2 separate regions of the Homo sapiens genome follow, and region 2 is linked to region 1. Evidence: chromatin loops called from intact Hi-C (ENCODE). Cell type or tissue: CD4-positive, alpha-beta T cell. All regions are shown on one strand. Links, peaks and the distances in the headings refer to the core of each region. The heading gives the core; the rest is flanking DNA. Region 1 holds the start of LINC02204 (long intergenic non-protein coding RNA 2204). Region 2 holds the start of LOC107984781 (a long non-coding RNA gene).

What was found. Hi-C counts contacts between places; a loop is a spot of excess contacts. Peaks named below come from ENCODE experiments on the same cell type or tissue, not always from the same donor. Only the 100,000 strongest peaks of a DNase experiment are listed, where the experiment ranks them.
Region 2: a loop joins it to region 1, with 6 times the contacts of the local background. A loop is called at or near these places in 4 of 110 quality-filtered maps.

What each region holds. Positions count from the first base shown.
Region 1 is chr15:70,580,509-70,591,368 of GRCh38, reverse strand. LINC02204 (long intergenic non-protein coding RNA 2204) reads left to right here and starts at 4,763. Exons shown (of 2, transcript NR_135691.1): 1 at 4,763-5,494. RefSeq lists an enhancer at 4,845-5,789. In CD4-positive, alpha-beta T cell, for the core only: a CTCF peak has its summit at 5,956 (motif pointing right); DNase peaks (open chromatin) are centred at 5,618 and 5,998; H3K27me3 peaks cover 486 bases.
Region 2 is chr15:70,530,231-70,541,090 of GRCh38, reverse strand. It overlaps LOC107984781 (a long non-coding RNA gene), which reads left to right and starts at 5,344. Exons shown (of 2, transcript XR_007064698.1): 1 at 5,344-5,654. RefSeq lists an enhancer at 5,257-5,426. In CD4-positive, alpha-beta T cell, for the core only: no CTCF peak of the experiment used is centred there; DNase peaks (open chromatin) are centred at 5,300 and 5,700; H3K4me3 peaks cover 2,487 bases; H3K27ac peaks cover 1,866 bases.

The DNA.
Region 1 (10,860 bases), core at 1,329-9,328:
TTACATGGATGGCAGTAGGCAAAAAGAGAGCCTGTGTAGGGAAACTCCCATTTTTAAAACCAGCAGATCTTGTGAGACTTATTCACTAACACGAGAACAGCTCAGGAAAGACCCGCTCCCATTATTGAATTGCTTCCCATTGGGTTCCTCCCATGACACGTGGAAACTGTGGAAGTTACAATTCAAGATGAGATTTGGGTGGGGACACAGTCAAACCATGTCAGTTTGTTACACAGTTAAACTGGTGTCATGGGAGTTTGTTGTACAGATTATTTTATCATCCAGGTATTAACCTTAGTACCCATTAATTATTTTTCCTGATCCTTTCCCGCCCCCCGCCCTCCACTCTCTGAAAGGGCCCATTGTTCTTTTCAAGCACATGTGGAACATTTATGAAAATTTATCATGAGAAAAGTGATGAAGCAAGCCATAACAATTTCAAAAGGAGTGTTATTATACAGGCCATGTTATTTAACCATAATGCAAGTAAGTTAGAAATCAACAACCACAATGAAAAGAAATTATAAACTCCCATTATTTTGGAAGTTAGAAAAGGGAACACTGAACAACTCACGGGTTAAAAAACTTATAATAGAAATTAGAAAATATTTATAATTGAACATTAATGAAAATATTACACATCAAAACATGATAATACCACCAGAGCAGTATTTACAGGGAAGTTCATAGCATTAAACACTTATATTAGAAATGAAGAAAACCTGAATATTAATGAGGCATACATGAAACTTAATGAGTTAGAATAAAAACAGAAAGTGAAGGAAGGTGATAATAAAGGTAAGTGAAGAAAGAGAAAATAGGCATACAGTCGATATAATAAAAACACTTCAGGCCAGGCGTGGTGGCTCACGACTGTAATCCCAGCACTTTGGGAGGCCGAGGTGGGAGGATCACCTGAGGTCAGAAGTTCGAGGCCATCCTGGCCAACATGGCAAAACCCCGTCTCTACTAAAAATACAAAAACTAGCAGGGTGTGGCAGTGCAGGCCTGTAATCCCAGCTACTCGGGAAGCTGAGGCAGAATTGCTGGAACCTGGGAGGCGGAGGCTGCAGTGAGCCAAGATCATGCCACTGCACTCCAGCCTGGGCAACAGAGTGAGACTCTAGCAAACAACAACAAAACAACACAACAACAACAACAAAAACAACCAAACAAAAGAAACAACAACAATAAAAGAACAAAACCACTTCAAAGTTAGTGTTTTGAAAAGATTAATAAAATAAATTTACCAAGATTGACTGGAAAAAAACCCAACAACCAGGCATAGTATTTGGAATGAAAAAATATCCCCAGTTTACAAGAGGTCCATATCATTCTTAGTTATTTTACAGATGAGATTTAAAATTCCTTCTAACTTCAGTCTAAGTTCTTCTTGGCAAACCTGAGCCCAGAGACTAATGTGATTTGCACATGGACAGAGAATCGCTGTGCTTATCTGTCACGTCTTGCACTTGCCTGGCCTTCACAGCAACTTTTCCTTTCACTTGGTCTGCCATTTCTACAGGAGAATTATTCCTTTGAATCTGAATCCAAGGCACCTCTTAAAATAGGTGAGTATTGGCGATGGCTCATGGCAGGCGAGGGGGTGTCTCAAGATTCCCTTCTGGCCCATTCATATGACCCATCTTCATGGAGCCCCTTTACTGTATATTGGAAAGACAAATGTGGTAAGAGTGAAAAATTACTGATCCTACCCTCTAGTAACAGTTTCCCATAGAGAGGCAACTGTCTTTGGAATAATAGTGTGGTAAGCCACTGGGATAGAGGGGGAGGGTGCATATAGGAGTCCAAGCCACAGGAATGATGTGTTAAGTTGCCATGCATGAGAACATGAAAATTTGGTTTTTACTCATTGGAGGGCTGGGAAGGGAGGATCAGAGGAGAAGAGAGGGAGAGAGAGGGCAGTCAGAGGGTGTGAGGCTGGGGACCACAATGGGCTGATGTGGTCAAGATCTTTTCTCTAGGGGGCTGGGGTGGCTGAAGAATTTCTAAGAATGAGGCTTCCTACTCCTTTGTCTCATTATGTGTGAGATGTTGCAATGTGGCATGCCTCTGTCTGTCTCTTTACTATAAAACATTTTCAGTTAACCCACCTCCCTCTGCAATGCTTCCTGTGAAATTGTAAAAATGGAAGTCTAGTGGTTTGCCACTTCAGGTTCCAGAGTTAAAGAGAAAAGTGAGCAGGAGCTTAATGTCAGTGGTGATCAGGAGAATGTGAGCCCACTGGGAGCTGGCAGACATCTTGTAGGGGAGAGCTTTGAACTTCTGGGTGAGGAAATTGTGTTTGTACCAGTTATGATTGCAATTTTTGACAAGTAAGAGGAAAAACCTCCAAAGAGAGGTTTGAACAATCAAGGGGCTGGTACAGTGTCTGGAAGTTGTCACCAGGGTCCCAGGTTCCTTTTCACTTGCTGTTCTACCTTTGTGTGCAGCTTCTGTCCTCTTGGTTGCATGATGGCTGCTCCTCCTCCAGACATCTCGCCCATGTTCCAGGAAAGAAGAACAGGGAGGGGAAAAAAGGACAGATGAATGAATGTATCCTCTTTTGAAAAGCTTTTCTGGGAGTGCCATCCAGTGACTTCTGCCACATATGGGTCACGTGGCCACACTTCGTGGTAAGAGAATCTGGGAAGGAGACTATTTTAGCTGGGCTTATTGTCTTCCTGAACAAAATCAAGATTCTATCATTAAAGATGACTTGGAAAATGGCTGTTGGGTGGGCAATTGGCCGTGTCTACTGCAAACTCATCTAAACTAGAACTAAGTGGGCTGGGAGATCCCAGGAATCATCTGGGTTATATGAATAAGACAGCACTTGAGGACTTCACAATTTAGAAGGGAAGACAGATAAGTAATTGGAACAACAAGAACACTGAATTACGTTTTAATATAATGTGGTTAGAGGAAGCAATCGAAGCAAGCACAGGAGGCTTTGAAGCAGAGGTGGGGTGGGGAGGAGGCACAGGAGCAGGAGTTAATCACAGGACAGTGTGTCTATCGCATGAGGTGGGGTGGGGAGGGAAGAGGACGTCCTCTGCAAAGGGGACCCTGTAAGTGAGGGATAGTGTGTGGAATCACAAGCCGTTTTGTATTATGGGGACCAGTCTAAGGTGGGAAGGGATGGGGTGTGAAGTTGGAGACATCCGCAGGGGTCGATGGTCAAGGTTCTCTCTGCCTGGGTACGAACCTTGGCCTTCATTCTGAAGGCTGAGGCACTGAAGGGTTTGAAGCAGGGAGTGGCCTGGTCTGAACTGTGTTTTGCATAGCCATTCCGGCAGCGATGTGGGGGTGGCTTTGCTTAGACAGAAGGCAGAGAGGTAGGGGGTGGGGAGGCATCTCTGAAGACTCTCAGGATGTAGCAGGAGAGTCTATACTGCCTGTCCCAGCTCTGTAGTCTGGGTGATGAGGTTTGGTGGTGCTCTTTACTAATTTAGTCCAGGAGGAGGGGCAGGGGCATCCCTGGGCAAGGGGAATAGGGATGCGTGCTCCTAGTTCTGTATGGAGTTTGGAGAGTGAACTGGAATGAGGAGTGCCAGACCCAAGCAGATCTTCTCCGTTTTTAAAGAGGAGGAAATAGCTCTGAGTGGGACAACTGAATTGTCCAACGTAGGTCACGCTGAGAGGTGACAGCGTGCTGGCAGTCCTCACAGCCCTCGCTCGCTCTCGGCGCCTCCTCTGCCTGGGCTCTCACTTTGGCGGCACTTGAGGAGCCCTTCAGCCCACCCCTGCACTATGGGAGCCCCTTTCTGGGCTGGCCAAGGCCAGAGCCGGCTCCCTCAGCTTGCGCGAGGGAGAGGCGCGAGCGGGAACCGGGGCTGCGTGCAGCACTTGCGGGCCAGCTGGAGTTCCGGGTGGGCGTGGGCTTGGAGGGCCCCGCACTCGGAGCAGCCGGACGGCCCTGCCGGCCCCGGGCACTGAGGGGCTTAGCACCCGGGCCAGCGGCTGCGGAGGGTGTACTGGGTCCCCCAGCAGTGCTGGCCCACCGGCGCGCTGCGCTTGATTTCTCGCCGGGCCTTAGCTGCCTTCCCACGGGGCAGGGCTCGAGACCTGCAGCCCGCCATGCCTGAGCCTCCCACCCCCTCCATGGGCTCCTGTGCGGCCCAAGCCTCCCCGACGAGCGCTGCCCCCTGCTCCAGTGCCCAGTCCCATCGACCGCCCAAGGGCTGAGGAGTGCGAGCGCATGGCGCAGGACTGGCAGGCAGCTCCACCTGCAGCCCTGGTGCGGGATCCACTGGGTGAAGCCAGCTGGATTCCTGAGTCTGGTGGGGACGTGGAGAGTCTTTATGTCTAGCTCAGGGATTGTAAATACACCAATTGGCACTCTGTATCTAGCTCAAGGTTTGTAAACACACCAATCAGCACCCTGTGTCTAGCTCAGGGTTTGTGAGTGCACCAATCCACACTCCCTATCTAGCTGCTCTGGTGGGGCCTTGGAGAACCTTTATGTCTAGCTCAGGGATTGTAAATACACCAATCGGCACTCTGTGTCTAGCTCAGGGTTTGTGAATGCACCAATCAACACTCTGTATCTAGCTATTCTGGTGGGGCCTTGGAGAACCTTTGTGTCCACGCTCTGTATCTAGCTAATCTAGCGGGGAGGTGGAGAACCTTTGTGTCTAGCTCAGGGATTGTAAACGCACCAATCAGCGCCCTGTCAAAACAGACCACTGGGCTCTACCAATCAGCAGGATGTGGGTGGGGCCAGATAAGAGAATAAAAGCAGGCTGCGCGAGCCAGCACTGGCAACCAGTTGGGGGTCCACTGCCGCAGTGTGGGAGGTTTGTTCTTTCGCTCTTTGCAATAAATCTTGTTACTGCTCACCCTGGGTCCACACTGCTTTTGTGAGTTGTAACACTCACTGGGAAGGTCTGCAGCTTCACTCCTCAAGCCCGGGAGACCGCGAGCCCACCGGGAGAAACGAACAACTCTAGACGCGCCGCCTTAAAAGCGGTAACATTCACTGCGAAGGTCTGCAGCTTTACTCCTGAGCCAGCGAGACCACGAGCCCACCAGAAGGAAGAAACCCCGAATACGTCTGAACGTCAGAAGGAACAAACTCCAGAAGCGCCACCTCAAGAGCTGTAACACTCACCGCGAGGGTCCGCGGCTTCAGTCTTGAAGTCAGTGAGACCAAGAACCCACCAATTCGGGACACAATACCTATAATCCCAGTACTTTAGGAGGCCAGGGCAGGCGGATCATCTGAGCTCAGGGGTTGGAGAGGAGCCTGAACAACATACCGAAACCCCGTCTCTACAAAAAATACAAAAATTAACCGGTTGTGGTGGCCGGTGCCGGTAGTTCCAGCTAGTGGGGGACTGCGGAGGTGGGAGCTGAAGCGGGAGGATCGCTTGAGCCTGGAGGTTGAGGCTGCAGTAAACAGGGATTGCGTCAGGACACTCCAACCTGGGGAACAGAACGATGCCCTAAAAGGCTGGCTGAGCTGACTGGAGTCCAATCTCCTGACTCTCAAGTAAGTGCTCCGCAACAACTACCCGTGGTTGTACAGGTCAGAGTTCAGGGGAGGCTGCGGGGAGAGAGACAGAGGAGGCTCTGGAGAGGGAGGGGTGAGGTCACCTGGGGTGACAGGGCACTGTGCAGAGACTGGGGGCGGGGAGGAGAGGAGCTGCCAAAGACGTTACCTCGACTGCTGTGGTTCTCAGAGAGCTCGGGAAGTTAGCTGTGGGCTGGGGTCGAGGGGGGGAGGGGGGAAGGGGATTTCCATCTGCGGATGGAGCGCGTTCACAGAGGGGACCAGCGCGTCCCAGCTACCCAGCTCCCAAGTTGTCCAGTCCCGCCTGGAACCCAGAACCCCTTGACGCTGAAACCCTGCGCTCCTGAGAACTGCTGCTGCCGGGGGAGGGGTCCTCACCCGCGGGGCTCGGCCTCTGGTGCCCGCCGCGGCAGCGACCCTGCTCGGGCTGGAAAGGGGTCCACGCTCGGTCCGCAGGGGGCGCTGCGCACCGGGGCAAAGGCGCGGCGCACCCGGGCAAAGGGGAGGGGCCCGCACAGGGTCGGCGGCGGCTCTCCCAGCCCGGCGGAGACCTGCCTGGCAATCGCTGCGCATCGGCGGTACCGGGAGGCAGGGGCCCGGGGATAAGAGAGCTTCAGACTTCAAAGGAAATGCTGGGGTCGCCCAGCGGCGGAACCCGGGCAGCCTGGGCAGGGACGGGCGCGGATTCGCCCGGGTCCCGCTGCTCTGTCTTTGCTGTTTCTTTGGTGGAGGCCTGACGCCCCTCCCCAGACCCCCGGGGTCTGTGACGGGGGCCGAGGGGCTCTGACCCGAGCAGCCCCCAAGTCCTCGCGGGTCAGGCCCACTGTTTACAGGGATTCTGCCCAGATGAGTCACATCAAAGGCCTAAGCCACAAGTGATTCCACTTAGAAAAGAATTGCCTACGGGTGTCTGACGGCGTTTTGCTGAAAAGGAATCCAGGTGGAATTTATTGATTTTACTTTGCGGGCGAGGGTCAAAAGGCTTGTGGCCCCTTGCTAGCTTGTGATTTGGGCTTATTTCTCCTCTCCTAAAGCCCAATTTCCCCATCTGTTAAGTGAAGAGGGACATGTCTTATAGGATCCAGCCTGGGCTGAGTCGTCTAAACTCAGGTGTGATCTGAAGGAGAACTCAATACAGAAGCCATAGCAATCAAAAGCCTCCCACACTTCCCCTCTGGCCCCCTAACTTGGAGAAGCAAGTGGAGTGTGTGCTTGTGGCTGGGGTGGGTGAGGAGGCAGGTAAGCCGTGGCCCAATGAAGACATTTATGGAGACTATTGACTCGCATCCACCCCCGTCTTGCCTTCTGCCAACATGGTAGAAGGATCTCTCTCTGCTTGAGTTCTGAAATCAGGTTTAGCCCCAGTGTTGAGTTGTAATTCCACCCCCAGGGAAGGCTAGGAGAACCTTCTTTTACCACTCAGCGTGTGGTATCGGTCAAGCCAAGCATGAACAAGCATGAAGCAACTGGTCTGTCCTCTCTCACCCACTGCAACTCTTCTCAACCTTCCATTTTATTAATAACTATTGCCCAGAATGGGCTCCTCCCTGTTGAGGCTGGAGGACTAACCCCCACTTTCCCTGCCTCTCGCCCTGAGGCCCCTCCCGACTCTACCATTATGTTGAGCTTTTTGAAGAAACTTCTATGTTTGGCCCTGAGTATCCTTACAGGGTAAGATATTGTGGATTTTCTAAACATTATATAAAGTGCCCATGATGGGGTAATGGCCAAATTCAACATAGTATAATATATGATCCCGTGCTATGGTTAGGAAGGACGACATAGAGCCCTATATACCCATGTGGGCAAATCTCCAGATATATTGTAGAATGAAAAATAGTAAATTTCAGAAGGACAGATTAATTCACAGCAACAATTAGCAAGCAAGCAAACTCCCTACAAGATGACACACTTTCTTTGGGTATGTATATACCCATTCATAAATAAATAGAAAAGGGCCAGGCGTGGTGGCTCAAGCCTGTAATCCCAGCACCTTCGGAGGCTGAGAAAGGCAGATCACCTGAGGTCAGGAGTTCAAGACCAGCCTGGCCAACCTGGTAAAACCCTGTCTGTACCAAAAATACAAAAATTAGCTGGGTGTGGTGGCAGGTACCTGTAATCCCAGTTACTCGGGAGGCTGAGGCAGGAGAAATCGCTTGAACCCAGGAGGCGGAGGTTGCATGCCATTGCACTCCAGCCTGAGAGACCAAAAAAAAAAAAAAAATGTTGGAAACATAGGAACCTCTGGGGAGAGGCGAAGAAGGGGCTAGATTTGGGGATGGGTGCTGAGGGACTTTAGCCTTATCTGTAATGTTTAAATGTTTTATGAGAATTTGTTACATCATTAAAAATTAGTATTTTTAAAAATTTGGCCTTTCTTGTAGTGGCCCCCAGACCTCCTGTTTTAAGCTCCAAGCTGAAGTTCTGCACTCTGGGGGATGTGCTTGTGCCCAGTCCATCCTGGAGACCCCAAACACCTGCAGAACACCTTATGTAATACCTTTAACTGCGTGAGCTCATCTGTCATTGGTCAGCCATAGGTGACTGCAGCAGGACTTTTGGGAGCCTTTGATCTGGTCCCTCTCAGCTCCTGCCTTTCCAGACTCTGATTTCTTGAGCCTCTCCACATGTGGCAGCCCCTGAAGCCGTGGCACGCTTTGTTGTTCTGCCCTGACATTCATCATTCATCCTCTCTCTGACAGTACAGATCATGACTGCCAAAGGGGAGACTGCCTATGTAGGGAGGAAGGCATCTTCTATTTTGTTTCTAATCAGTCTCCTGAAGCTGCCTAGCATTCAGTTCATCTTCTGAGGCCATAGATGCCCCCCCCCCGGGCTGGATGTTATGATAATTTGCTGGGAGGTCTTCTGAGGCTCTACATGGTCCTCCAAAGATCTGACTGTTACTCCTCACTTGTGTACTTGTTCTCCAGCTAGTGATTAGTCATTTACTATGTGCCTGAAACTGTGTCACTCACAAATCTGTTGCTCTATCCACCTCTTCTTGTTCCTGCTGTTACTCCTTGGGCCAGGCCACTATCCCTTCTCATTGGGAGACTACAGCAGTGGCCAACTTTGTCTCTCCAATGTTTCTTCCCTCTCCAGCCAGAGTGAATGTTGTAAATGAAATATGATCACACTCCTCCTTTGCCAAACTCTCCATGGCTTCCCATTGCTCTGGGGTCAAGTCCAAATGCCTTAATATGGCTCACAGGAGTGACTGGTGTGAGCCCTGCTCACATCATCAGCATCCATGCTCTAGTCACGCTGAACACTCTCAGCCCACCCCTGCCATGCTGTGATGCTCTGGTGTCTGAGCCTTAACACATGCTTTTCCCTCTGTCTGCAATACCCTCCTGACCACCTCACTTTTGGTGGGGAGAGGGGCTAACTCGTACTTAAGCTTCAGATCTGAACTTACTAGCATTTTTTCCTGGCAGAAACATCCCTGAACCTCATAGGTTACCCCCAAATGAGTTCTATGCATCTGTCTCCAAGGGTATTTATCACACTTGATGTAATTGCATGTTAAATTGGTCTGTCTCCCACGAGGCTGCAACATCTTGAATAACAACAATAACGTCAACCCCTACCACAGGGTGAGCTCTTTTTTACCTTACCATGTGCCAGGCACCATGCTAAGCAGATTTTATATCCTACGCTATCTATTCTCTCACCTTTCTTGGAGTCCAGAGTCAGAGTTCAGAGCCTTGCACCTCTACCCGCTGGGAAGGGTAGGGCCGTGTCTATTGGATTCACACTTATATCCCTAGCTCCTAGCGTAGTGCCTGCCACCTAGTAGGAACTCAATAACTATTTGTTGAATGAATAAATAAATCAAGAGGCGTTCAGCAATGGGCAGTGAGTGTGATGTGATACCCACTTGGATTAGTTTCCTGTAAATGCAGTAAGGGCTATGCAATATATCCGTGTGACAAAACTGCACTTGTACCCCCTAAACCTATAAAAATAAAAAATGCAGTGAGGGGAAGCAGAGCTATATTATTGATCCATGCCAGAAACCACTGGCATGTATAAGTGAGACAACCTGAAGACTATATCCAGGCAGCACCTCTGGGGCTGTCTGCTGGGCTCGCTGGGCTGCCTAGCTGATGGGATTTGATAAAAGGGGGATGGGCACAGTGAGAAGGTGCCGGATCTGGGGACGAGCTGGGAACCTCCAGGCCTAGCCCAGGAAAGAGCTGTTTTGGGAGTTTTAGGTTAGCAGAGATCTGGTTAGCCCTGAGTGTAAGGAGGTTGATATGGAAGAGACACAGTCCATAGACGTATTTATTTTATTCTGTCTGAAGTGGGATTTCTGATGATTTAAGTCAGTGCTTCTCAACCAGCATGATTTTAGCCCTTAGGAGACATTTGGCAACATCTGAAGACATTTGTGGGTGTCACAACTGGAGTTAGAGAAGTGTTCCTGGCACCTGGTCAGTAGAGTCCAAGGATGCTACTAAATGTGGCACAATGCACACAGCAGCCCCCATAGCAAAGGGATCTCCAGCCCAAGTATCATTGGTGCTGAGGTTGAGAATCCTGGGTTTGAAGGATGGAGCTAGTGAGCCTGGTGGGTGAGTGAGGTTTGTGGAAGTGTCTTCCCCGATGGCCTTTGACTCCTCTTCAGCAATGCAGCCTGTGACAGAGGAGGGACTGGGGGGTGACAGTTACCCCCTCCACTTCCCCTTCTTTCCCCGCTCCCCGAAAAACATGACCAGGGCTTTGGTTCCTCTCTGTGGTCTCCTTGTGCTCCTGTCCATTCCTCACACTTCTGTTATCGCTTCAGGATCAAAAGTTTGCAACATTTGGTGCCCATATTTGAGCAGCGTGGGGGTGAGTCTCAGGTGCGAGCATGCTGGCCTCACTTTCTCCAGGGGACTTTGATGTATGAGCGTGCTCATTGCTCAAAACTGGGGAGGGTCACTATCAGAAAGGGGAGGGCCCAGAACAGGGTAGGGGAGGCTGCCGGCAGGGGCCATCATTGGGATTTGCTCTGGCAAAGTGTGAAGCTTGCCTGTGCCACACCCCTGCTCCTGGTGGCCTGAGCCCCACTTCCTGTGCCTTGAGCACTTCCTGTGTTCCAGAGGCAGATATTGTCAGGGGCTGCTTTGGTCGTGGAGAGCCCTCAACCCTCAAGGAGGATGTAATCTCTTTGGAGAGAATAGAATTCTCTATCCCTCTTTTGTTATTTTGGGTCCTATGAGAAGCAGACTCGACCACAGAATTAGATGTGCCAAATGGGAAACGCCGGTGCAGGGTTCAAGGGCAAGGAGCAGGAGCTGGCCAGAGTCTGACACCTTCAAAAAGAGAGAAGGGAGGGCGCTTGCATAGGAAGGTTC
Region 2 (10,860 bases), core at 1,497-9,496, 50 kb after region 1:
ACCTATGCTGCAACCTCACCTATGCTGCAACCTCACCTATGCTGGCTAGAAAAAGGCAGCATGATTTTCAAACTTAGAAGAAATCTTATGTAGAATTTAAGCACACAGAAACATGCAGAAACTTATAGGTTAAAAAAAAAAAGAGGGAAAATACATTGATAAATAAATTGGGGTGAAGGAGCAGACCAAAGGTGGTCCTTGCAGTGAGAGATGATTGTACATAGCCCTGCTGGAATGTGGCAGGAGCTTGGCTGCAATGTGGCCAGGGGAGCCATTTCCACTGCTCCTGAGGGTGGGGCAGGATGAGCGAGAAGAGAGGCTGAGTAAGGGTGGAAGAGAAGAGCCCATGAAGGTTGGGGAGAAACACTCACCGTGTGTCAGGAACTAAGAAGCTTTTTAACTTGCTGGCAATAAGGTGTGGATGTGGTCTCTTTTCAGGACCTCAGTGTTTTCAGTAAGTTCAGCTGTTGGTGTGATGGACCAGGCAAGTATGTGTGATTATTTATTGGCTTATTTCTTTATTTATTATGTGGAAAAGGGGAGTTTCCATCGACTCAATGTGAGGTGGTGATGGCCCCCCTCAATGTGAAGTGGTGATGGCCCCAGGATCCCACAGCAGGGGAAGCTCTGGGAATTCCCAGAACCTGGGAGGAGCTGCTGGCTTCACCAAGCTGTGCAGCTGGGGGCTTGAGATGCCTCAGCTGGATGTCTTGAAAGGGTGTTGCTCCGCCTGGCCATGGGCAGATGGGGTTCGTGAGCTCCCCGGGACGTCGTCTGTCACTTTCTCCAGCAACTCCGGCTTCTTTGGAGTTGACAGCTGGCCTGGCCGTGGCAAACGCTCCCGTGCCTGAGGCCAAGTCCCTCTCATTGCCATCCCTGCTTGGATGGATTCCTATGGCTGCAGTGGGAGGGGGTGCAGGATGGCTAACGAGACCATGGAGAACTCCTGTCCTCTACATGGAGGGACAGGCCTCTCTCCACAGACTCCAGGGCCTGGGAGCGAGACCTGGAAGGCCAGAGGTCCCAGCTGGAGTGTGCAGGTGTGTGCATGTGCATGACCTGTATCTGCTGGGGAGTGAGTTGAGAATTACAGGTGTCCCTCTTTCAAGAAGTTCAGTTTCCTCATCCTCTCCTCTGAATCCCTCAGGGAGAGAGAAAATACCCGGCCTCCTTTCCTGGTGCTGGAATTCTCTCCCACTCAGGGCTTCCTAGATCTGGTCCCCAGATGCCTCTTGGAATATCTTAGTGGGAAAATGTATGATGAATGTCCCCAGGCCTGGAAGAACTGTGGAGCCTCAGAGCCACAGGTGAGAGGCAGCCTGATTCTGAGACAGGCCATAGACTTCGGAAACATCCTGCCCAGGGGTCAGTCCCAGCTCCAACTCTCACTTGCTCTGTGACCTTGGGCATGTCACTTAACGTCTCTCAGTTCTTGTTTCCTCCTCTGTAAAAACCTGATAGGTTGTGACGATGAAATTAACACGTGACAAAATGCCCTGTGAATTGCAGGTCCTGAAATGCTGGTTTTGTATCTGTTGCAGGTTAGGTTCTCAGGGAAGTAAATCTGAGACAGAGTTTAACACTCTGGTAGAGTTAATTAGGGAGCGCCCTTGGGATCAACAGCAGTGAGAAGGAGGGAAGGAGTCTGCTGCAGTGGGCAGAAGGGGAGGTTATCTGTGAGGCAGGCCCAATCACAGCCTTGCTTGATTCCCAGGGAGCTCTGGAGCCAAAATGGTCTCTTGCACCCTGTGCTGGACCTCCCCATGACAACACCTGGGTTCAGTGATTAGCTAAGAGGACTCACAGGACTCAGCATATAGTGGCACTCATGGCCGTGACTTGTTACAGTCAGAGGATACAAAATGAAGTCAGCAAAGGGAAAAGTCACAAGAGAAGTCCAGAGGAAACCAGGCACTAACTCCCGGGAGTGCTCTCCGAGCGGAGTCACGCAGGAAAGCATCATTCCTCCAGCAACAAGCTGTGCCTGCACGTGTCGAATGTTGCCAGTTCACTAGAGACTCAGGGCTTAGGGCTTTTGTCAGGACAGCGAAGGGCCAGGAACACAGGCACCCTCTGCCTGCCATGTACCTAAATTCCAGGCTCCCAGAAGGAAAGCAGGTGCTCAGCACACGTGGTATTGTCTGGACAGTATAGGCACAGTGAGACATTCTTATCAGGGAATGGTGGGAAACCTCCCCAAATCCAGGTTCCCAGATGCCAGCCAAGGGCCAACCTGGCCAGCAGGACTTTCTAAGGAGAGCAGTCTCATGTGGCTTTGCTAACACGTTTCTGCACAGTCCTCCACCTTGATCATTGGTCACTGGATGTGGTCCTCCTTGGGGAGAGGTGTGACCTTGTGTGTGGCTGCCCAGTACAGCTGAGGCCATCCCTGCAGGGGCTGACCACAAAGCTGCCTGCTCCCAGCTCTGCCAGCAAGATCTTCCTCTAAGGGGGACTCTGCATTTAAGTCTGCACCCCAGGCAGAGATGAATATGGCTGTAGAATGACAAGGATCCCTGCTGTTGGAAATCTGGCCACTCTAGGCCATATCACCTCCTGTGGACCCTGGAAAACTAAGCCACAAGGAAGCCACCTGAGAGGGGAGGGAATCTCTGACATTGTTCATCCATGAATCATTTACAGAATGTGCATAGGGCAGAGAGCTTGATGTTCAGAGTGGACAGTAAGATAGTGCTAGGGAGACAGCTTGTTGGTAAACACAGATAATTGTACTGGAGGATAATAGACTGAGAGGGAAGACATATTTGCTGAATTGAATTGATCCCATTGACCACCTTCCCCACTCTTAGTGCTGTGGGTTTAGAACCACAAATGGGACTTGATTTCTGCCCTTTGGTGCTCACTGGGCAGGCAGGGAGGGTGAGCTGTAATCAGAAAGATGTGATGATTGGAAAAAGTCAACCAGGGAGCAGGAGGTGGGGAGGGCCTGGGAGACCCCATGTCTAGTGGGAATGGACTGAGAGTTAACCAAGTGGACAAGGAGAGAAAGGGGATTTCAGAAATGGCCAACACAACAGACCTTCGGTAACTTGAAGCCCACGGAAACTGTGATCCCCAGTGTCGCTCTTTTAAGTAGTTTCTTCTAGATCAGGAAAATTTCCTGGAGTCATAGAATCTCAAATTAGAGAGAAACTTAAAAGACCCCTTAGCTGAGTGTGCAAGTCATTGGAAAGTATCTACTTGCACCACTCTGATGACAGGGAGCTCACTACCTACTGAGACCATGCATTTGTGTGGGTCACTCAACATGTTAGCAAAGTCTTCTGCAGAGCTGGAATCGATTTTCTCATTTCTCCCACTCATCGATCCTGATTTTATTCTTTGGATTAACCAAGAACAAGGGTAACTTTTTATGGAATCAAGAGGGTCTGTAGGTTTCCTATTGTTCTCTAAGCAGCTAGTCCTTCTGTCCAGTCTCATGAAGCAAGGCAGAGGCTGAGCTGTTCTGCAGGGAGATTCTATGATATAATGAAGAGATGCAGATTGAGACTCTGGAGCTAGATCGCCCGCACTGGAGTCTCACCTATGCCCCTTACTGTATGACCTTGGCAGGTAACCTCTCTGTGCCTCAGTTTCTTCATTGGCACAATGAGGGTAAGCATGGTAACCTACGTGATTGGGTGATGGTGAGGATTAATTGACTTAATACTTGGGAAGTGCTCAGAACAGTGCCAGCATATAGCTGGTACTCAGCAATGTAAGAGCTTCGGTTACTATTAAGAAACAACTTTAATTGCCTCCAGGACAAGTGCCACAGACCTACTACCTAAAATGAGATGGAAATGGCCTACGTGGATGGATGAGGATGGGGCTTTTACTTGTGAATCAAAGCCGCCAACCTCATTCATACGTATTGTCTCCACTATTATCCCTGCTTTTGTAACCTGTATGTCAGCCACTTGGCTGTCCCCACGCTCTCCTGTCATGGAGTCACCCTTTCCTATTTAATAAAAGTGCTGCACGTCCCCATTTCATGAATAACGGGAAACTTACAGCCTGATCCCCTCTACCACTGAGGCCCTAAAGCAACCACAGCTTTACGCTGTCACATGTTCTGCTGATGACAGGTGGATCATGGAGTGTATATTTGTGTTATGGCATGGCAGAGGGAACTTCAAATTAAATGTCACTCATTGGTCCCTAAAGATCCTGGCCACACCTTCCTTGGGAAAATTTCCCCCAGGCGTCTGGATCTCCCAGCTCCTCACTCTCCCTGGACCTCACATTTCTCCCTTTCTTTGTTTTCTCGGCCCTTCTACCTCTCTCCCGTGGGCTGCCCTCCTGAAGCTCAGGTTTCCTTCGCTGTCTTTAGCAGAGCAGCTTTTAGCTCTCCACATCTACTACTTGGGCTGGGACCCATTTTTGTACATCAAAATCACAGGCTGGACCCAGCAGAGGCCTGACCTGCCAATCTTCCCTTTACAATGATCAGTTTCTCCAGTGCGGCCACCCTCCCCCACCAGACTCCGCCAGTGAAAGGCATCTGGGCCACGATGTAGTCTTTCTCTGATATAAATTATTCCACATCCCTGCCCCCTTTAAAGGCAGATGGAGTTACTGTCTTTTACTTTTTAAAGCAATTTAAAATCTTGCCTGCTAAGCCTGGAAGGTCTTCTTTTCTTCTCCCTGGCTCCTCAAATTCTGCCTGTCTCCCTCTAGGAATGAGCTCAGAATCTTCCTCCTCTAGGCAGCTTCCCTGATCGAGTGGCTTTGAATCTTGTGGCAAGGCCCCCATTTGGCCATGACCTACCTGCCACCTGAAGTTAATATCATTCCCAAGCTTTGTTGCCCCAATTATTGTAGAATGCCCTTTCCCAGAAGTCTCAGGAGACTTAAAGTTCGCTGGAGGGTGGCCTGGGTGCAGGAGGAGCAAGGCATCAGAGAGGCCTGCATTTATTCCTGCCTTCCCCGTCCGCTGGCTGTGTGGCCCTCCCTCAGTTACTTAACTTCTCTGAACTCAGTGTTCCCATCTGGAAAAGGGGGAAAGAATGCCTGCATCACACCATTGCTGTGAGAATTAAAAGAGGTCAAGTGTGTCAAATGCCCCGCAGAGTCTGGTACATGGGAGGGGCTTGATCAATGTTGAATTCTTTCCTTCCTCTAGAAGAACCCACAGGATAAAGGGGCAGGGAGAACAGGAAACTGGCTTCAGATGGTGCCCTAGGGGGACTAAAAACTGAAGGGAAGATGTGCTTACTGAAAAAATGGGGTGGTTGGGTAAATGGGTGAGAATAAGACACACTGGATCCGGAAGGCCACGTGACAAAGCCTGTGGGGCCCCTGCAGGGAGCTGAATGCGGCAGAAAAGACCGCAGCTGGCTTCCTTTCTTCTTTGTGGCCCAAATTGAAGAGGACACTGGATTCCTCTGATGGAGTTCTGCTCCCTAGAGCTGATGCTGCAGATGCTGCTCTCAGGGTCCTTGGGCTTGCCCCCAGCCAATGGGAAAGAGAGGTCAAGACTGTGCTCAGCTTGGTGGACCTGAGACATCGAGGATCCTTCTGAAAGGATGGCCTGAGGCTTGGAGCGTCAGAGGAAGTCTGGGGCCAACTCTGCCTCTCTGAGCTTCAGTTTTCTCTTCTCTGCAACAAGAGCATTGGGCTGTATAATCCCTAGAAGGAGACCCTTCTGCTCAGTAAGCTCAGTTTAGCTCTGTGTGTGTGCGTGTGTCTGTGTGCATGTGTGTGTCTGTGTGTGTGTGTGTGCATGTGTGTGTCCTTTGAGGTCCCTGAGCACTCAAATGTAGCTAATTCAGACTCCATTGATTCTGAACGTATAATTTTTTTGACTTGGACTAGGCTGGAAGCTACTTTTGCATAATTCACACACAAAAAAACTTGATACGCTCATGAATAGTGTTGCTGTGATGATGGAAGAATCATTTCCATGACACCGGGCTGCCTCTCATCAAATGCCTTTCAGATTCAAGCAACAAAGATGGAGCTCCCTCTTCCTGCCAGGCACCCCCCCGGCCCTACAACCCCTAGACTCTCTTGAGCCTTCCCATTTGTGTCCTAGGAGACTTTCCTGAGCTCCACCGTCCAACTCACTAATTGGATCTTCACTGTGCTCATTCCTTTATGCAGTCTGTCCATTATGATTTTAATTCTTATAAGCATATTTTAAAGTTTGAGAATCGTGGCTTTGCATTGCAACTTGTGATTCTTTATTTGTGTATCATCATCGTGAATCTTCCTGAGAATATTCATTACTATTTTTACTTCGTTGTCTGTTTCCTCTGCTGATGCTCTTCCCTTGGGTGTTCATCCTTTGCGTGAGCTCAGGGATTACGTTGCTGGTTTTTCTAATGCTTGGTGATTCTTCATCGTCTATTCACGTTTTTCAATTTGTACTCGAGAATCCCTGTTTGTTTCTCCTGCAACTCCTCACGTCTTGGGCTGTGATTTTTCTCTGTTTTTGTTCCTCTGTCAGCTCAGTTCCTACTGCTTTCTATCTTCCAGGAATTCCTCAATATTTCTGGTCTGCTTAGCTCCACTTCCTCTCCCTCCCTGCTCCTTGTTCCCTCCGCACCTCCCCTGTCCCTGCTTCCTTCCTCTTTGCAGTGCTGGCAATAGACAGATTCTTTTCTTTCCTTCCTTCCTTCCTCCCTTCCTTCCTTCCTTCCTTCCTTCCTTCCTTTCTTTCTCTCTTTCTTTCTCCTCCTCCTCCTCCTTCTTCTCCTCCTCCTCCTCTTTCCTCTTCTTCCCCTTCCCCCTCCCCTTCACCTTCCTCTTCTTCTTCTCCTCCTCCTCTTCCTTCCCCTCCTCTTCTTCCTTCTGTTGTTTTTCCTCCTCATCCTTCAAAATGCATGATTTCAGTAACTGCAGGAGACTTTGGCTGGAGGAGGAAGACATGGCCATGCTCATTGTGAATATCTCTGGCTAAGCTCCTTTGTGTCTCTTCACATTCCTTAGAATAATCCACAAGATGGTTATCATTTCCTGCTTTTTATGGTTAAAGAAACAGAGGGTTTGGATGACTTCCTTGGAAGGTGATGAGAGTAGGCAACAGCTTGGAATCAGCTCCTCAGGATCCCAGTTGAGTCATTTTTTTTTTTTTCCTTCTTCCACCTTTCTGAAATCCCAGACATCTTTTAACCTGCTCCCAGTGGTAGGAGAGCCTGGTTAGAATCAGTGGTCAGCGTGCATTTGGGTGCAAAAGAGCAACAGGACGCCATGTGTTCTCTGTAGAAGCTGCCCAGGAAGATCCTCCTGTGCTGTTTTGGTAGCAGAGAGAGGGCTCAGGTTTGCACCTGCTACAAACCTACTTTTACTTAGAACTAGGCCAAGGTTTAGATTATTCAACAACTCGTACAGACTTTATCCTCCAATAAACTTTAACTCCTGATGATTGGACTAAATTGTCTGGCTTATTAAACTATTTATTGATTTTTTTCCAGGCAGTAGTTCTTAATAAAGTAAATTCCTAATTAAGTAAAAAAAGTTGTATAGTCAAGATGTGGGGTACAATCTGGAAATCACTTTTCAGAAATGCTGGGGCACAGGAGCAGCCATTTCTACTCTGGAACCGAGACTTTCAAACAAATGAGGGGAGTTAGAATATGTCCAGGGGGCCAGGAGGCAGTGACTGGGACCCCTGAAGGCTGGGACCTGAGAAGTAGGAGAGAATCAACTCCCTGACACCCTGGGTTGTGCCCAGTTTAGGTTTCTCACCAGTCAGTGAGTACATTTTTCAAAGGGCACTTTGAGCCTTGTGTGAGGCCCTTGTCCTAAGTTCCTAGGAAAGTGGCCTGGGGAGTAGTACACGGGCCCTTGAAATAAGCCGTAGTCACCGGGAAGCAGCTGGTCCAAGGGTGGTGGAAAGAGGCACAGCTGCCTGGGAGGACGATAGCAGAGGGGCTGGGGAGAGTGTAAGCTGGAGAAACAGATTTCTGTCATATTGTGGTGGCAACAGGGCCCTGGCCTTCAGGAAGGGTGGGACCTGGGACCTAGAGCCCAGGAAGGGAGCTGGGTGGGGTACAAATCCAGAAACCTGTGGTTCGTACCCAAGTCACTGCTGGTGCTGTGGCTGGTAGGGTCTGGGAATCTGGCATCACGAGAGACAGAAGTGTGAAGAAGCAGAAGCCTACTCCATTTGTCCCCTTGGCGTCTCCCCACCATCTGCTCTATGGCTCCTGAGCAGAGGGCTGGATGCCACCTCCATGGCTGCCTGTGGGAAACTGATCATGGTCCCTCCTCTCCTGGACTCGCCAGCTACCAGGGCCACTTGCCTGGGATAAGAGGATTGTTGTGTCGGGCCTGGATATGAGGCCCCAGTGTCCTGCCCTACAGAGACTGGCTTTTCTGTGGACCCACACACAAAGTCTTCATGGGCTAGGCTGAATCAGGTGCCAGGTGCAGGCAGAGGCATGTAGGCAACAGGTGTGCTCTGAGGTGGGTTACAAAGTTCAAAGAAAATCATCACTATTCATAGCCATTCAAAAAAGGAATGATGCCAGGGCAAGGTGCTGTAGGGCAGATGTACACATGTGTGGGCACCACCTCCTGGGATCTAACTCCATACTGGAGTGGGGACTTCAGGGATGATATTGTCCCATGAGGTCAAGGGCCAGCCCCTGCCCCAACCTCTATCCTCTATCCTATCAGTCTGGAGGGTCCCCAAGGGCAGGTGCTGTCTGTCTCCCCTCTCTCCATCTGACAGACAGTTTGGGCTTTTCCAAGGGCATAGTCAGTGTCTTCTCCACAAGACCGGGAGCTTCAGAAGGTCATATGTCTTCAACAAATTGGAGAGCTTCCCAAGGGTGGGAAGTGCTCTCTTCCCTGGGAATTTTTCCAAAATAAGGACAGTGTCTTTCCAACAAAGCAGGTGCCACTGAGTCCCAGTGCCACATTTTTCACTGTTTCCTAGTGTCCAGGACTGATCCCTGCACACAGCGGATCCTCAGAGCTTACTGTCGACTGCCTGGGACCCCTGCAGGGGGCTTGGTGCTGAATTGGAGATGCTCCTGCCCTTTGGTCACCTGATGCAGGTGCTTTCCTCAGATCTACCTCCCTCAATAACCTTGACCTTCCACCTCCATGGGTTCTTCAGAGTGCAAATGTTCTCAGGAAAAAGGACAGTGCTCAGAGCTTGTCAAGAGAATTACACGTATGGTTTTAACTTAATCTTCTTCGAATGAAAGTGTGTGTTCCAGGACCTTACCTTAGCCCTGGGAATTACTGAGCAGCCATTATATAATTCATTAGTTTGCTAACAACCTCTCAAGAGCTCCCCACCTGTGATGCTGTGACTGATGCTCTGACAAGTCACCCCAGAGCCTATTTAATTTATTCTGAAAGGCTGTGTGTGTGTGCATGTGTGTGGTCTTCAAGGTAATGACAGACACAGGCAGTGGAAGGGAGGCAGGAATAACTGAGTGTCAGGAAGCAGGATTCCAGTCCCACTAGTTGTGTGATCTTGGACAAGGTACTTGGTCCATTTTGGCCCCAGTGAGTTTACAGCCTGGAAACAAACCAACCAGCCTTCTGATCAGCCTTTCTTTTAACAGACTTTTCCTCACCTTTACCTTAATCAGAGAAAATGGAAAGCAAAAATGACTGTTTTCCTTCCTTCCTTCCCTCCCTCCCTCCCTCCCTCCCTCCCTTCCTTCCTTCCTTCTTTCCTCCCTCCCTCCCTTCCTCTCTTTCTCCCTCCCTCCCTCCCTCCCTCCTTCCCTCCTTCCTTCCCTCCCTCCTTTCTTTTTGGAGGAGGGAGAGGAAATTAAGCTCTCCAGGTCTTGGTCCCTAATTTTCCTCGGATAAAAAGCAGAGGGGAAGATGTTTGAGATGAGAAAGCCAATGCAAGTGTCTGGTGCAGGTCCTCATGGTGTCGCTGGCACTCAAGCCTGGATAAAGTTGCTTATTCCATTCGGGCCAGATCACACAAGGTCCAGGGAGTGAGGGCCACCTGTTACGAGGTCCAGAGTTGACCACACATTGAATCTGAAAGACTTAGACTCTGAGTCCCAGGACAAGGTGGAAACACAGCGTCTCCTGTCCTGTTTTGTCTCGTTACTGATTGAGCTCCCCAAGGTCCGTTTGTCTCTCCCAAGCTCTGCTTCAGTGTCCACAGCTCACCGTGCTGGTCAGTGCCTCACATGGGGGTGCCAATGCCCGCTGGCTGAGGGAACAGGCAGATTTGAGTTTGAATCTCAGCTCTGCATTTAGTGTTTGATCCTTTACTATTTATTCAAGCTTTCTGAGCCACAGTTTCCTCACCTGTTTATCACTAGGTGTCCAGTGGGGACTGAATGGAAACTTTAAGCTGGAAGAAATATCATTTTAGAGACACTAAGCCATCTGCCTCCTAGAGTGGGCACTGTGCGGGCCGCTTTAAGCCAGGGCCACCAGCACTCAGCGATCACAGGGTGCTTCCAGCTGGCATCAAGTGTTCTTTTCTGTATCTCCCTTGGCGTGGAGCTGCTGTCCCATGGAGTTAAAGAAAACCATGCCCCTCTAAATTTGAGGAAGTGTGTTCCCTACCTAGAAGTTATTATTTATCTTAGGGACATGTTTGATGGTGTTTGGGTGTATGTATGGAGCATGTGTGTGTGAGTGTGTGTCTCCATGTGTGAGTGTGTTTGTGTGTTTGTGTCTGAGTGTCTGTGTGTGTCTGTGTATGTGGCTGTGTGTGTCTGTGTGTCCGTGTGTGTGTCTGTGTGTGTTGTGTATCTGTGTGTCTGTGAGTGTGTGTTTATGTGACTGTGAGTGTGTTTGTGTGTGTCTATGTGGCTGTGTCTATGTCCGTGTGTGTGTGTCATGTGTCTGTGTGTTGTGTGCCCGTGTGTGTCTGTGTGTGTCAGTGTATGTCTGTGTGTGTGTGTGTCTGTGTGTCTGTATCTG